2 separate regions of the Mus musculus genome follow, and region 1 is linked to region 2. The links are chromatin contacts, found by Hi-C or POLR2A ChIA-PET in ENCODE. All regions are on one chromosome and are shown on one strand. Each heading gives the region's core, a stretch centred on a gene start or an enhancer-like site at or near the end of the contact. The rest is flanking DNA. Distances are from core to core; before and after follow the strand shown. Region 1 has its middle 42 kb from the start of Perp. Region 2 holds the start of Perp (PERP, TP53 apoptosis effector).

Region 1 (2,700 bases), core at 114-2,613, 42 kb before region 2:
CTTTCATCTCCTTAGTTGTTTTTAGCCAGCATGTTTCATCACAGTAACAGAAAGGAAATGAGAACAATGGGAAAGAACACTGAGATTGAATGGCTGCCACCTCCCCTGTCTGGTGCTTGGAGGAGAAGGATGTCAAACAGTTGCAAACCTTCTCACTGAATCTATTACCACAGAGCCAATGGCAGCCTCTTTTGTTGAGTATATAATAGAAAGCATCTAATCCTAGGAAGAATGGTGCATGATACTAAGGCCAACAGCTACATTTTAACCTGGAACCTGTGGGGAGCCGCCCTCACATTCGCTGTTACAAGATGGCGCTGACATCCTGTGTTCTAAGTGGTAAACAAATAATCTGTGCATGTGCCAAGGGTAGTTCTTCACTCCTTGTGCTCTGCCTTCCCCAAAACGACAACTCGGCCAATGGGCTGCAGCCAATCAGGAAGCGACACGTCCTAGGCGGAGGATAATTCTCCTTAAAAGGGACGGGGTTTTGCCATTTTCTCTCTTGCTCCTGAAGATGTAAGCAATAAAGCTTTTGCCACAGAAGATTCCGGTTTGTTGCGTCTTTCTTGCCAGTTGAGTGGGACGCAATAGGAACCCATGGCTCAACCTCCACTAACAGTTTGGAATAGTGTTATATGCACCACACAGTCCCAAATGGACCAATGTCTAGGTGCTTATGAGGAAATTAGGGAAACTATGAAGAGTATCAAAGACATCCACAGGCCATTGTTACAAATAACCCATTTGTAACCATGCTCCTTTTAATCATTAGAGAAGGGAGCTGCTACTTTGTTTTGGTTCTACCATACACAACAGAAAGTTTATCAGTCATACCTGGATGCTGTGCATAAAACAGTATTGGTTAGAAATTTTGATCTGCAAATCTGATGTTCTTGTCATTGAAAGTGAATAGACATCCTTATTAAAGAATTATTATACATTAGTCTGCAAAAGTGTTGACTGGGTTGGAATGTGCCTGTACTAGCAAATCTCTGGCAGCACACTTGTGCTGTCCTTTCTGAGAAGGAGCCTGCAGTGGTTGGTGTTATCAGGGTATCAGTCACCCCCTTCGGTTCTCATGTGACTGGCGAAGCTAGGAGGATAGTACAGGCAGGTAAACTTTTCCAAAAGAGATAGATGAAGGAGATGCAGGCTTTGGCTGTGTTCAGGAGCAATGGTCCATTCCCTTGGGGTCTCTGCAGTTTCAAGACTCACATCAACAGACTCCCAGGGATGTTACAAGATAAGCTAGAATATAAGCGGTGTGTACTCTCCTCCTCTTCTATTTTTACCACAGAAGTTCCTCTTTGCTGAGCAGTCTGGAGTGTGACCAAGCTGGCTTCCTGCCAGTTCACTTCAGATCCCAGGAACTGTGTCTTGTGAGGGGAACACAGGAGGACTAGTGTTATGTTGGCAGGTCAGGCACACCAGGGCTGTTCTCAGGGTGACCTGTCAGCAGCGGGACCAGGACTGAGGACTTAGAAACCCCTCCTCTCATTTCATTCTCAGACAAGGGAAGACTTACCTAGTGCTTCTCATTCTGAACTGTAAGTAATATAGGAAACAAATCATCTGGGATATGACTCTGTGAGGCACTTAAAAATAGCAATACTCAAATTGTAAGAGATTTAAATTCTGGGCTGGAGACATAGGTCAGCAATTAGTGTATTGCTCTTGCAGAAGACTCCAGTTGGGGTTCTAGCACCCACATATGACAGTTCACGGTCTCCTCTAACTCCAGCTCCAGTACTTCCAATGCCTCTCTCACCCACAATGGCACTACACTCGTGTGTACAGACCTACTTTTAGACATACAAGAAATTCAAACGTAACACAGCCTCTTGCAGAGTTTCCCCAACCCTACTCTCTCCTTCAACGGTCATGGCTAATTTTGTGTGGAGGTTTTCCAAATTTGCACCTACATTTATAGTCAACCTATAAAAATGGAAAAATATGCATGTGTATAAATATAAAATATAATTATGAATATGCCTATGTAAACATACTATTAAGATATACTGTATGTCAATCTATAATATTTATTATGCTATAAATTATACCTGCTATAACTACTTTATTATATTTATGTTACTGTTGTATACATATAAATGACTATATAAAATATATGAGTGTGGTGAAAGCATTTTTCTGAAAATATCTCTTGACCCCAAAGAGGATGAATTTTTACTGGACCTTGAAGCTGAGTTAATAATATACCTTGAGTTCCTTAAGACTACGGACCTAGCCTGTAAGCCTCCAGTGTACTCAACCTGCTTGAGTTTGACCTATCTTTAAGGTAGCAATGCAACCAACCTTACTAAGCCTTGGATTTCTCACACAATCATCTTTTTCAGCCCTGATCTTGATGTATAGCTTACATTTTAAGTTACATACTCTTCCCTGACCCAGCCCCTGGCCCAGACTAACGTGTGTGTCTTGCACGCGTTTGCGACCGGCCAGGAAAGATGCAACAAACCGGAATCTTCTGCGGCAAAAGCTTTATTGCTTACATCTTCAGGAGCAAGAGAGAGAATGGCGAAACCCCGTCCCTTTTAAGGAGAATTATCCTCCGCCTAGGACGTGTCACTCCCTGATTGGCTGCAGCCCATTGGCTGAGTTGTCGTCATGGGGAAGGCAGAGCACATGGAGTGGAGAACTACCCTTGGCACATGCGCAGATTATTTGTTTACCACTTAG
Region 2 (2,700 bases), core at 64-2,563:
ATTTATGCCTGTTTTTAGGTAGAGCAAAGGCCTTTTAAAACAAGCAGGAATATCTGTAGTCTTCTCCTTTTATTGCCTGCCTCCCTGTCTGAGGAAGTTCTTCCAGGGAGAAAAAGCTGATAAGGGCCAGAACCCAAACCAAACAGCGTCTGGCAGAAGTCCTGGGTGCTTTAGGAAAAGAATCAAGTTATGGTTAATCTAGAAAATGAATGAAAACAAAAAAAGTAACTTGCTTCCTTTAAAGGGGGCAAACTGACCCGTAAAGCCTGCACACTGCTCCCTACACACTGCTGGTCACTACTGTCTCCATCCTAAACAGGAGGGACACTTGCTTGAGGGAGAAAAGGCTTTTCTTGGTTTTGTTTTTTCAAAGACTACTACTAACTTGTAAATCAAGTACTTGGGGCCTTTCCCTGGCAGAGGCAAACAGAGTTCCCCTGCGATGTGTACAGAGTTTCCCTGCGATGTGTTAAAAGTGGCAACTCAACTTCAGTGAAGTGTTTACTTCTCCGATTTTAAATCAGACTCAGATAAACTTCCTTAACATTCACTTTTCAACGAAGGCCACTCCCCAGAACAAGAATGAACATGAAACAGCTCCACAGCTAAGATACTGAAATATCTATCTAAATCATAACTGCTCCTACTTGGCCTGAAAGGACTTTCTCATAAGATTAAAAAAAAAAAGTTTAAGTTAGATGAAATGAAATGAATTCACCCTGGCATATTATTTATTTTTATACGTACTTTGCAATGACTGGCATCAGTTTGCACTGGTAACTGAGAAACTTTACTTTTAAATGAGTTGGAGTCTTTCAGGGTTGAGCCTGATTCGGGTCACCCAAAACTGCTGCTTCTGAAGTTTGAACTCTAAGCGGACTTTGAAACACCCACTACCCCTGACCTTTTAAAGATCAGCTCCAGCTGCTACCACAGCTCAGGCCCCCAAGGGCTTCCCGGAGGCGGCGGCCACTCACCGTACTCCATGAGGCTCTGGCAGCCATCGTCGTAGGAGCCGCTGCCGCCGCCCTCGTCGAAACACCTCCACCAAAGCGACGATGTCTGGATGTGGTTGCTAGACTGCAGCCAGCCGCGGCCGGCCAGCGCGATGATGTCGAAGGCGATGGCGCTGAGCAGCAGCAGGGGCAGGATCCACCTGCAGCGCTCGCAGGCCAGGCCGCAGCGCAGCATGTCGTCGGTGGCGGCGGGCGCGGAGCGGAGGAACGCCGGGCAGGAGCAGCGGCCAAGAGTGGTCCTGCGAGCGCTGACACCGCGACTAAAGGAAGAGGCGGCTCCCCCGAAGACGCGGCCCCCGGGCTGGCGGCGGGGGAGCGGCGCTCCAGCCACACCTTGATTCCGGTGACTCAGAGCGCACCGCCCCGACCTGCTGGGTCACCCGGGCGGCAGAGCTCAGGCTCGCCCCGGGCTCGTCGCCAGGGTGGGCGTGCCTGTGCCTCCAGCCGCCTGCAGTCCCACCAGATTGCCGCCAGCCCAGCGCACACACCTGTGGACACTCCAGCGCCAGCCTGTGCTCTGCCCTAAATTAACACAGTGTAAGGAGCATGGCTAAGGCTACACTTGAGCTCCAAGCACCGTGCCCAGGACATCCCAATAGCCTGTGAAATAAATGATGGGCCCTAAAATGTAAGGACTTGTGGGTTCAAACCTGGGAGCGTCTGTCCCTGGCTTCCACAGGCAGATCCTACACTTCCTGCCCGGATCTACCTTTGGACCTTGGCTCTTGCTGCCATAGACACGCAAATGTTCTGTGCTCTGGTGGTTCAGGCTGGGTGACCAGCAGGTCCCAGTGGCTCACTCTAGGTTGCGGAGGCTGTCTCTTAATCCGGGTAGCTTTGGTGTTGATAACTTCAGTTCCCTTTGCCCCAGTTAGTGTGTTCCCCACACATCTACCCTTTCTATCTACTTTACACAGTTTTTGTTTTTTCAAATATAAGCACGTGTCAGCATGCACAAGCAACTGAAATCCTCCCCAAATCCTGAGCTAGCTTCTGTCCCTAAGAATCTTCACTTGTAGCAGGGAGGGTGGGGCATCAGCCAGGAGTGGCGCTGAGAGAAACAAATTCCCAGTGCCAGGTCAATGGTGGCCAGGGAGAGATCAACCAGAGCATTCACTTTTTACCCCGTGCCCCGAAATCTTCTGACACCTCATGTCAGTTTAAAGATATGGAAAGCACTCAGTGGTATTTCCTTCTTACACAAGACGCTCGCAACAGAAGTAGTTACTAGGACGCATAGACTAAGAACACTGAGAAGATCTGTCTCAGAGTCCAAAGAATATCACTACCCAGCCTTCACTTAGCAGAAACCAGTAAGCATTTCAGTCCTGAAAACCGCAGAGGCACATACACGTTGAGCAAGGTTCATTGCCCACAGGACAAGTGCGGTGCGTATGCCCTAAACGTTAGGACCTAAAGGCTTTCAAACGTAATGAAAATATTTTAGCTAGCTATGTCCTGTGTGGAAAAGTCGTATTTTTACCAATCAAATGAGTTTCCACTGGTGTCTTAATGAATAATTTTGGAATACACACACACACACGCATATATATATATGTTTATATTATGTCCTCATTCTTGTGATACAATTTCCACAGTTTTGTGGAGAGGGACTCCTTAATATCAATCTGGTCAAAGGTAATTTTGACTGTTCAGAATCTCTGAAAGAGACTATAGTAATTAA

What was found. Hi-C counts contacts between places; a loop is a spot of excess contacts on that map. ChIA-PET counts read pairs that join two places held with the same protein, here RNA polymerase II (POLR2A).
Region 1: a loop to region 2 is called in a map of heart, with 4 times the contacts of the local background. The contact joins the enhancer-like site here to the promoter of Perp in region 2. A Hi-C loop is called at or near these places in 12 of 37 maps with a recorded cell type or tissue (ES-E14, Patski, T-helper 1 cell and 5 more). POLR2A ChIA-PET finds 5 or more read pairs at or near these places in 1 of 5 experiments (Patski).

What each region holds. Positions count from the first base shown.
Region 1 is chr10:18,885,761-18,888,460 of GRCm38, reverse strand. No RefSeq gene overlaps it. Among named protein-coding and RNA genes, the nearest start is that of Perp, 42 kb to the right of the region's middle. Within about 2 kb of position 1,363, at least 2 of the 3 ENCODE cell types and tissues checked have a DNase peak (open chromatin) inside an H3K27ac peak, as active enhancers do; they include heart, where a contact is called at or near this core.
Region 2 is chr10:18,843,684-18,846,383 of GRCm38, reverse strand. It overlaps Perp (PERP, TP53 apoptosis effector), which reads right to left and starts at 1,313. Exons shown (of 3, transcript NM_022032.4): 1 at 978-1,313. The coding sequence starts at 1,191.